Regions from separate parts of the Homo sapiens genome. Here region 1 is linked to region 2. A link is an interaction called in ENCODE POLR2A ChIA-PET data of the cell type or tissue named here. Cell type or tissue: B cell. All regions are shown on one strand. Links, peaks and the distances in the headings refer to the core of each region. The heading gives the core; the rest is flanking DNA. Region 1 overlaps KLF2-DT (KLF2 divergent transcript). Region 2 overlaps TPM4 (tropomyosin 4).

Evidence for each region. ChIA-PET counts read pairs that join two places held together with the same protein. Peaks named below come from ENCODE experiments on the same cell type or tissue, not always from the same donor. Only the 100,000 strongest peaks of a DNase experiment are listed, where the experiment ranks them.
Region 1: POLR2A ChIA-PET joins it to region 2 with 8 read pairs; 4 of 35 experiments call an interaction of 5 or more read pairs at or near these places.

Annotation. Positions count from the first base shown.
Region 1 is chr19:16,317,396-16,322,765 of GRCh38, forward strand. The region is part of intron 1 of KLF2-DT (KLF2 divergent transcript); the gene reads right to left. Among named protein-coding and RNA genes, the nearest start is that of KLF2-DT, 4.6 kb to the right of the region's middle. RefSeq lists an enhancer at 2,207-2,286. In B cell, for the core only: no CTCF peak of the experiment used is centred there; DNase peaks (open chromatin) are centred at 2,286 and 4,686; H3K27ac peaks cover 1,108 bases.
Region 2 is chr19:16,092,957-16,098,326 of GRCh38, forward strand. It overlaps TPM4 (tropomyosin 4), which reads left to right. Exons shown (of 8, transcript NM_003290.3): 6 at 580-642; 7 at 728-797. Among named protein-coding and RNA genes, the nearest start is that of RAB8A, 16 kb to the right of the region's middle. RefSeq lists an enhancer at 1,023-1,896 and a silencer at 4,231-4,428. In B cell, for the core only: no CTCF peak of the experiment used is centred there; a DNase peak (open chromatin) is centred at 2,300; H3K27ac peaks cover 840 bases.

The sequences.
Region 1 (5,370 bases), core at 257-5,256, 220 kb after region 2:
AGAGGTCGCACCATTGCACTCCAGCCTGGGCAACAAGAGCAAAACTCCATCTCAAAAATTAATTAATTAATTAATTAAATAAAAATTAGCCAGTCGAGGTAGTGCACACCTGTAATCCCAGCTACTCAGGAGGCTGAGGCGGGAGTATTGCTTGAGCCTGGAAGTTGAAGGCTGCAGTGAACTATGATCGCATCTCTGCATTCCAGCCTGGGTGACCCTGTCTCCAAAAAACAAATCATCATCAGGAAACATAAAGTTCCCAACAGTGGCCAGGTGTGGTGGCTCACGCCTGTAATCCCAACACTTTGGGAGGCCTAGGTGAGTGGATCACCTGAGGTCAGGAGTTTTAGACCGAGTCTCCCTCTGTCACCCAGGCTGGAGTGCAGTGGCATGATCTTGGCTCCCTGCAACCCTGCCTCCCAGATTCAAGTGATTCTCCTGCCTCAGCCTCCCAAGTAGCTGGGACTACAGATGTGTGCCACCATGCCTGGCTAATTTTGCTTTGTTTTTGAGATGAAGTCTCGCTCTGCTGCCCAGGACGGAGTACAATCAGCTCACTGCAACCTCCACCTTCCAGGTTCAAGGGATTCTCCTGCCTCAGCCTCCCAAGTTCCCAAGTAGTTGGGATTACAGGCACCTGCCACCATCCCTGGCTAATTTTTCTATTTTTAGCAGAGATGGAGTTTCACTATGTTGGTCAGGCTGGTCTTGAACCTCAGGTGATCCACCCACCTCAGCCTCCCAAAGTGCTGGGATTACAGGCATGAGCCACCACACCCAGCTAATTTTTGTATTTTTAGTAGAGACGAGGTTTCACCGTGTTGGCCAGGCTGGTTTCAAACTCCTGACCTCAAATGATCCACCCGCCTCGGCCTCCCAAAGTGCTGGGATTACAGGCGTGAGCCACCGCACCCAGCCAAGGCTTGCAGAGCTCTGAGGGTAAAGTCACCTAACTAGTTCCAGGCAGGGCTGAGAATGTGACTTCATGCCCGGTGCTCTTTCTCCAACATCATCATTGGCTGGGACTTCACGAGGACAGATACCTGTGCAGGCAGATGCCAACCAGATAGCAGGTTCATAGGACAACAGCAGGAGCGGGTCTGTGCTCCAGGCCCCCTCCCAGTGCCAAGCCTCTCCTGCACAGAGAGATTCCACAGTGCCTGAGATCCCCTAAAAGGCTCATTCACTCATCTTCACAATCAGCCAGCAAGTACTGTTGAACACTGACAAATGCCATCTCATATTCTCAAAAGGAAACTGAGGCTCCGAGAGGTTAAGTGGCTTGCCTAAGGTCACACAGCTAATGTGGCAATTAAAATTCTTCTAGGTCGGGCACGGTGGCTCATGCCTGTAATACCAGCACTTTGGGAAGCCAAGGCAGGAGGATCACTTGAGGCCAGCCAGGAGTTAAAGACCAATCTGGGCAACACACTGAAACCTCATTTCTCTTTTTTTTTTTTTTTTTTTTTTGAGACAGAGTCTCGCTCTATCGTCCAGGCTGGAGCACAGTGGTGCGATCTCGGCTCACTGCAACCTCCACCTCCCGGGTTCAAGCAATTCTCTGCCTCAGCCTCCTGAGTAGCTGGGACTATAGGCGCTCACCACAACGCCTGGCTAATTTTTGTATTTTTAGTAGAGACAAGGTTTCACCATGTTGGCCAGGCTGGTCTTGAACTCCTGACCTCGAGATCCACCCGCCTCAGCCTCCCAAAGTGCTGGGATTACAGGCGTGAGCCAACATTCCCGCTTTTTTCTTTTCTTTTTTTTTTTTGAGACAGGTTCTCACTCTGTCGCCTGGGCTGGAGAACAGTGGCACGAACTCAGCTCACTGCAGCCTCTGCCTCCCGGGTTCAAGCGATTCTCATGCCTCAGCCTCCCGAGTAGCTGGGATTACAGGCACGTGCCACCACGACCAGCTGATTTTTGTAGTTTTTGTAGAGACGGGGTTTCACCACGGTCTCTTTTCACGCTGGTCTTGAACTCCCGACCTCAGGTGATCTGCCCACCTCAGCCTCCCAAAGTGCTGACATTACAGGTGTGAGCCACTACACCTGGCCCACAAGACCAGCCCACGAGACCTCATTTCTGTAAAATAAAATGAAAAGTTCGTGTTCTTTCCATGCACTGGCAGCTCTCTGCATTGGTTCTGCTGGCCAGGCACTCTGCTGAAATGTTTCACGCTGCCCTGGGAGGTCCTCAGTGGGTGGCCACTGTCTTTACATCACTTTTGTTTCAACAAATCGGGTCCACAGCTGGGCCCAGGGGGACACAGAGATGAGTCAAGGGAGGCCCCTGTCTTGAGGGGTTCACCGTCTGGGGAGGAAGCCAGGCGGGAGAACAGCTGGTTACCACGATGTATGAGTTTCCTGTGGTGGCCGCAACAAAAGACATAGACTGGGTGGCTTCCAACAATGGAAATGTATTCCCCACAGTTTTGGAGGCCAAAAGCCCAAAATCAAGGCATCAGCAGGGTTGGTTCCCTCTGGAGGCTCCGAGGGAGAATCTTTTTTTTTTTTTTTTTTAGATGGAGTCTCACTCTGTTGCCCAGGCTGGAGTGCAGTGAGTGCAATCTCGGCTCACTGCAGCCTCTGCCTTCCAGGCTCAAGCGATCCTCCCACCTCAACCTCCCGAGTAACTGGGACCACAGGTATGCGCCACCATGCCCAGCCAATTTTTGTATTTTTTGTAGCGAGGGGGTCTCACTTTGTTACCCAGGCTGGTCTCAAACTCCTGGGCTCCAGTAATACTCCTGCCTCGGCCTCCCAAAATGTTGGAATTACAGACGTGAGCCACCACACCCAGCCATCTGAGAAAGAATCTGTTCCCTTGGCTAGGTGCAGTGGCTCAAGCCTGTAATCCCAGCACTTTGGGAGGCTGAGGCAGGCAGATCACTTGAGGTCAGAAGCTCAAAACCAGCCTGGCCAACAGGATGAAGCCCCATCTCTACTAAAAATACAAAAATTAACCGGGCATGGTGGCATGCACCTGTAATCCCAGCTACTTGGGAGGCTGAGGCACAAGAATTGTTTGAACCCAAGGGGTGGAGGCTGCAGTGAGCCAAGATCACGCCACTGCACTCCAGCCTGGGCTACAGAGGGAGACTCTATCTAAAAAAAAAAAAAAAGAAACAAAAAGAATCTTTTCCCAGTTTTGCTGCTGGTGGCTCCGGAGATATCCCTGGGCCTGTGGCTGCCTCACTCCAATCTCTGGCCATCTTCACATGCCCTTCTTCTCTGTGTTTGTGTTCCTGCGTCCTTTCTCTCCTAAGGACTCTTGTCGCTGGATCAGGGCACACCTTAATCCAGGATGGTCTCACCTCAAGACGCTTCATGATGTCTGCAGAGAAACTCTTTTTGTTTTTGAGACAGTCTCACTCTGTCGCCCAGGCTGGAGTGCAAGGGTGCGATCTCGGCTCACTGCAACCTCCACCTCTCGGATTCAAGTGATTCTCCTGCCTCAGCCTCCCAAGTAGCTGGGACTACAGGCGCAAGCCACCGTGCCTGGCTAATTTTATATTTTTAGTAGAGACGGGGTTTCCATGTTAGCCAGGCTGGTCTTGAACACCTGACCTCAGGTGATCCACCTGCCTCGGCCTCCCAAAGTGCTTGGATTACAGGCGTGAGCCACTGTGCCCAGCCAAAGAAACTCTTTCTAAATAAGGTCATAGTCACAGGTGCCAGGGATTGAGACTCAGACATTTCTTTGTGGGGCCACTATTTAACCCATTACTCATGGATTGAATTACTCATGGCAAGACCCTGTCTCTACAAACAAAAATCAGCCAGGCATAATGGTGCACATCTGTAGTCCCAGCTGCTTGGGAGGCTGAGCTGGGAGGATGGCTTGAGCCTAGGAGTTTGAGGCTACAGTGAGCCATGACCGCGTCACTGCACTCCAGCCTGGATGACAGAGCAAGACCCTGTGTCAAGATAAATAAATAAATAAACTATGGATTATTATTATTATTAGTTAATAACAATATATTCCTCTCTGCTCAGTAATTGTCACAAATGCACCACACTAATGCAAGATGATAATAGGAGAAAGGTTGGGGTGGTGCGAGGGGTGCTACCTGGGAACGCCGTGTACTTCGTGCTCAATTTTTCTGTAAACCTAAAACTGCTGTAGAAAATAAAAGTCCAGACCAGGCGCTGTGAGTCACGCCTCCCAAATCCCAGCACTTTGGGAGGCCAAGGCGGGCGGATCACTTGAGGTCAGGAGTTTGAGACCAGCCTGGCCAACATGGTGAAACTCTGTCTCTACTAAAACAAAACAAACAAACAAACAAAAATTAGCTGGGCATGGTGGCGGGTGCCTGTAATCCCAGCTACCTAGGAGGCTGAGGCAGGAGAATCCCTGGAACCCGGGAGGCGGAAGCTGCAGTGAGCCAAGATTGAGCCACTGCATTCCAGCCTGGGCAACAGAGCAAGACTCTGTCTCAAAAATAAACAAATAAATAAAGTACGTTAGTTAAGGGAGGTTGAAAAAAAAGAGAGAGAGAGAGACAGGCAGAGACGACGGAGCTTCACAATTGGAAATGGAAAGAAAGGAACGCTGGTCGGGGGCGCAGTGAGCGCAGAGGGGAATGTGCTTGGTGTGTTTCAGGACCCAAACAGAGACAGTGAGAGAGGAGGAAGGCAGAGAGGTACCTCAGACAAGCTGCAGGTGCCAGTGAGCAAGGCTCAGAGGCCCAGGGGACCAAGGTGCTCTCTGACAAACTAGAGGGATGCTGTGGTCAGAGGTCTTTTTTTTTTTTTTTTTCTTTTAATTAGACAGAGTCTTACTCTGTCACCCTGTCACCCAGGCTGGAGTGCAGTGGCACGGTCTCGGCTCACTGCAACCTCCACCTCCCAAGTTCAAGCGATTCTAGCCTCTTCAGTAGCTGGGATTATAGGCACACGCCACCACGCCCGGCTAATTTTTGTATTTTTAGTAGAGACAGGGTTTCACCGTGTTGACCAGGCTAGTCTCCAACTTCTAACCGCAAGTGATCTGCCCGCCTCAGCCTTCCAAAGTGCTGGGATTACAGGTGTGAGCCACTGCGCCCAGCCGACGGTCTTGGCCAAAGCAAAGGAACAAACAAACAAAAACCCTTCCCGGCAGCTGCCCAGGCATCCCATATCCTTGAGGAGAAATTCCTGATTCCCTTAATCTTTCCATCATTATCATACGGGGAAACTGAGGCCCAGAGAAAGGCAATTCAATTCCCAAAGCACACAAGCAGGCCCATCTCCCAAGCGCTGGTAGAGAATTCAGTGTCACACAAGATGTCACCTACTTCCACAACAAAGAAAAGAGCCTGTGTGAACTCACAATAGCCATTTGGGGTAAGGTACTATTCTTATCTGCATTTCGAAGATTGAGGAGGCA
Region 2 (5,370 bases), core at 314-5,313:
CCATCTTCCCTCCTCAGCGTCCCCATTAGCTGGGACTACAGGTGCTCACCACCATGACTGGCTAATTTTTAAATTCTTTGTAGAGACGGGGTCTCACTATGTGACCCAGGTTGGTCTCAAATTCCTGGGCTCAAGTAATTCTCCCACCATGGTCCCCCAAAACACTGGAATCACAGGTGAGAGCCACCACACCCAGCCCTCCTTTTCTTTCTTTCTGTTTTTTTTTTGTTTTTGTTGTTGTTGTTGTTTGTTTTTTTGAGATGGAGTCTTACTCTGTCACCCAGGCTGGAGTGCAGTGGCGTGATCTCGGCTCACTGCAACCTCCACCTCCCAGGTTCGAGTGAGTCTTCTGCCTCATCCTCCCCAGTAGCTGGGACTACAGCTGCATGCCACCAAGCCTGGCTAATTTTTGTATTTTTAGTAGAGACGGGGTTTCACCATGTTGGCCAGGCTGGTCTCGAACTCCTGACCTTGTGATCCACCAGCCTCAGGCTCCCAAAGTGCCAGGATTCCAGGCATGAGCCACCATGCCTGGCTGGGCCTCCTTTTCTTAAAGCAGTGTTTTGGTTTCTCCCACAGTATTCTGAAAAGGAGGACAAATATGAAGAAGAAATTAAACTTCTGTCTGACAAACTGAAAGAGGTGAGTGTGGTGGCACCCAGCGAGCTCTGGTTTCTCCTGGGGCTGGTCTTGAAGCCATGATAGTAACTCCTTTCTTCTTATCTAGGCTGAGACCCGTGCTGAATTTGCAGAGAGAACGGTTGCAAAACTGGAAAAGACAATTGATGACCTGGAAGGTATGAGGTTACCATCTAAATGTTTGCCTTGCCCTGCCTTCCCCTCTGGGACACATCCACGGACAGTTGGGGAATGTTTGTGGAGGGGCTGGGTTGGGCTTTGTTTGCCTTAGGAAAGTAAAGCGCATAGTGATGTCATATCTGGATGTCCTGGAACACTGGAATAGGATAATGCAAAGCATTCAGGCTTGAATGGCCCTTTTTTTTTTTTTTTTTTTTTTCTATGAGACGGAGTCTGGCTCTGTCTCCCAGGCTGGATGGAGTGCAGTGGCGCCATCTCGGCTCACTGCAACCTGCGCCTCCCGGGTTCAAGTGATTCTCCTGCCTCAGCCTCCCAGGTAGCTGGGACTACAGGCGTGTGCCGCCACACCTGGCTAATTGAATTGCCACTTTCAGGAGGTAAAATATCTCTGCTTAGTTAGTCCCATGAGCAAGTATAGAGAAAAGAGTATGGCTCTCTCTGATTAAAAAAATATTAATAATAAATTAAAAATCTCAGGCCAGGCGCAGTGGCTCAAGCCTGTAATCCTAGCACTTTGGGAGGCCGAGGCGGGCGGATCACTTGAAATCAGGAGTTTGAGACTAACCTGGCCAACATGGTGAAACCCCGTCTCTACCAAAAATAGAAAAAATTAGCCAGGCGTGGTGGTGCACGCCTGTAATCCTAGCTACTGGGGAGGCTGAGGCAGGGAGAATCCCTTGAACCTGGGAGGCGGAGGTTGCAGTAAGCCAAGATCACGCCACAGCTCTCCAGCCTGGGTGACAGAGCCAGACTCCGTCTCAAAAAAAAAAAAACTTCACAATTTCCTTCTGTTTGCTCATTTCTGATAGATGCCTTGCATTTTTTTTTTACATGCCTTGCATTTTTGCAGAAGCTCTGTCCCAGGGAGCTCAAAGCTTATCATAGTATTTAAAAAAAAAAACAGAAATACAGAAAGTGTAGGGACTGCAATAAAGACTAGTCTGCAAGTCTGGGGCCCACTTCTCCCAGAATTTTTTCAAGAGTTCCAGTGTTTAACATTCGGCCTCAGAAATTCCAGAATCTTGGGGTTCAAATGGAATCTTCCAAACTGCCCATCCCACCCAGAAAGGACACATTCTTCAGACCATATCTTCCAATGTTTTTTTGGGGAAGTGAGGTTCCCATATAAGGGAAAATGCCCCATTCCAAAATACGACCTTTGGACAGGGTGACGTCATTGGAAATCCGAAATAAACTGAGGGGTGGGGACCAGTGGGGGGAAGCTCTGTCACTTCTGGTTACCACTGTTTTGAAGCTTCATTGTGGCTAATCCCCCTGCAGAACCTCAAACCACTTAGAGATCAACTCCATAGATCTTTGGTTTTCTTCATCTGTTTCACATGGAACACAGCTTTCTCCTAGTCTGTGCTTTGTTTGCTCACGTGTTTTTTTCTTCCTCTTGTGGTTCATCTGTGGCACTCCATTCCGACCCTTGCCTTCTGTCCCCTGTACTTCTGAACTGTCTCCCTGGGGACCTCCGCCCTCTAGATGAGTTATACGCTCAGAAGCTCAAGTACAAAGCTATCAGCGAGGAACTGGACCACGCTCTCAACGACATGACCTCTCTCTGAGAGGCAGCCAGGTCGCTGCCCTCTGTCCTTCTCACATGGTGCCTCCTACGCCCCTGTGGGCTTCTAGGAGCTCCGGTGGCCTGCCTTCTGGTTTGAACGTCAGAGCCTTCTTCTGATGTGTCTGTGACTCTACAACCGAAATAAAGACGGGCAGTCCTCCTCTTCATGCCCCCTCATTCTCATTTTCTCCACTTGCTGCCTTTGAGCTGTAGCTGTGTGCCCTTAACCATAGCCTGAAACACAAAGTGGGTGGTTAGCCTCTCTCACTCACAAATGAAAAGCTTATTACAAAAAGAAAATTATGCCTACAGGATGCTTTTCTGAAGACGTGAAAACAAAAGCAAACTGGGCATGTGCTCTCAGATACCGCTGTTAGCTAACGGCATCTGCATGCCAATAATTTTTTTTTGTTTTTTTGTTTTGAGACAGGGTCTTGCTTTGTCACCCAGGCTGGAGTGCAGTGACACCATCATAGTTCACTGCAACCTCCACCTACAAGGCTCAAGCTATCCTCCCACCTCGACCTCCCAAGTAGCTGGAACTACAGGTGTGCACCACCACACAAGGCTAATTTTTGTACTTTTTTTTTTTTTTTTTGAGGCGGAGTCTCACTATGTCGCCCAGGCTGGAGTGCAGTGGTGCAATCTCGGCTCACTGCAACCTCCGCCTCCCGGGTTCAAGCAATTCTCCTGCCTCAGCCTCCCAAGTAGCTGAGATTACAGGCATACACCACCACACCTGGCTAATTTTTCTTTTGGATTTTTAGTAGAGACAGGGTTTCACCATGTTGGTCAGGCTGGTCTCAAACTCCTGACCTTGTGATCCGCCTGCCTTGGCCTCCCAAAGTGCAGGGATTACAGGCTTGAGCCATCACGCCTGGCCATTTTTGTACTTTTTGTAGAAGCGGGAGGGTTTCACTATGTTGCCCAGGCTGGTCTTGAACTGCTGGGCTCAGGCAGTCTGCCCACCTCACCCTCCCAGGGTGCTGCAATTACAGGCATGAGCCACCGCGCCCATCCCCAATGGTTTTTCCTTAAATAGAAATTGTTGTGAATGGAGGCTCATCCTTGTAAACCGCTTAGGCAGCTTAAGAGTCAACAGGGATTTGGAAAAACCAGCAAGCCTGTGTCAAAAATGAGGCTCCCCTTGAATGGGGCTTGAGCTACAGATTCAAACAGCGGCAGTGACATTTTGATCTCCATTTCCTCCTTTTCTTGTGTCTTTTCTCTGTGTTACACTGTGAGTGTGGTGACTGGGGCTTCCCGTGGCTTTACTCTTCACTGTTCATCCAGCTCCCAGTCCTGGGAGGAAGTTCACCTCCACGCCCTGCCCTTAGAAAACTGACTGTACAAGGAGTGAACGGGCCTCCATGAACAGGGAAAGTGCTGTGACGTCAGAAGACGTGAATTTAGAATTCTTTTCCCGAATTCCAGAATTGCCTGAGACTGCTAACATCAATCTCCATTCATATTTCAGTTAGTTATAACAGGAACCTTGCTTTAGTTTAGAATAGCTCTTAAGGTTGACCTGTGGGTAATAAAAGGTCATGCTTTTTCCTACATGAGGAATATGGAGAAAACAAGGTCACTCTTTTTTTTTTTTTTTTTTTTTTTTTTTTTTTTTTCAAGACAGGGTCTCACTCTGTTGCCCGGGCTGGAGTGCAGTGGCGCCATCTTGGCTCACTGCAACCTCCGCCTCCTGGGTTCAAGTGATTCTCATGCCTCAGCCTCCCGAGTAGCTGGGATTACAGTCGCGGACCACCACACTCAGCTAATTTTTGTACTTTCAGTAGAGATGGGGTTTCACCATGTTAGCTAGGCTGGTCTGAAACTCCTGGCCTCAACTGATCCGCCCACCTCAGCTTCCAAAAATGCTGGGATTACAGGCGTGAGCCACTTTGCCCGGCCCAGGCTATGCTTTGCTTTTTTTTTTCTTCTTTCTTTTTGAGACGGAGTTTCGCTCTTGTTGCCCACGCTGGAGTGCAGTGGCGCCATCTCTGCTCACTGCAACCTCTGCCTCACGGGTTCAAGCAATTCTCCTGCCTCAGCCTCCCAAGTAGCTGGGACTACAGGCATGCGCCACCATGCCTGGCTAATTTTGTATTTTTAGTAGAGACAGGGTTTCACCATGTTGGCCAGGCTGGTTTTGAACCCCTGACCTCAGGTGATCCACCCGCCTCGGCCTCCCAAAGTGCTGGGATTACAGGTGTGAGCCACTGCACCTGGCCCAAGCTATGCTTTTCTAATGATCAAAAACATACCAATTTGTCCCAAAATTTCAAATAGTGCATCTGGTTCTCCCCTGCATCCTACCACCACTACCACCTCAAATTATCACAGATAATTGACATTTAGATGTTCAAGCCACATCTTCCAGACTACCCCTTGAACCTGGAAATGGCATGAAAATCTCCAACTAGATCCTGAATTTTCGGTATCCATTGTTATTCCTCATCCTATTTTTTTGTCCAGGTGGGAAGCTCTGTCCCCATTACTCTCTCTATTCATCCATTCCTCCAAAATGCACCTCCCCTAAACCACCTCCACCTTTCCACCCTCAGCCTCTCCCTGCTCCTAACTGCCGTCCATCCTGAACTTCTGCAAAAACCATTCCCCTCACACATTGCCATATATATGCCCTTGGAAAGATTACAGACTGTGTAGGGGGCTGGTTTTTGTTTGGAGTCTGTGTGTTTGTCCCTGGAATTTCTCCAGGCATTTCTGGACTCCACCCTTTGAAGTAACTATGCAGCCTGTCTATCCAGTTATTCTACCTAACTAAGCACATAAGTGGAATTTCAGAGATTAGTGCTATGGCCGGGCACGGTGGCTCACGCCTGTAATCCCAACACTTTGGGAGGCCAAGGCAGGCAGGTCACTTGAGGTCAGAAGTTCAGGACCAACCTGGTCAACATGGTGAAACTCTGTCTCTACTAAAAATGCAAAAATTAGCCGGGCATGGTCATGGGGGCCTGTAATCC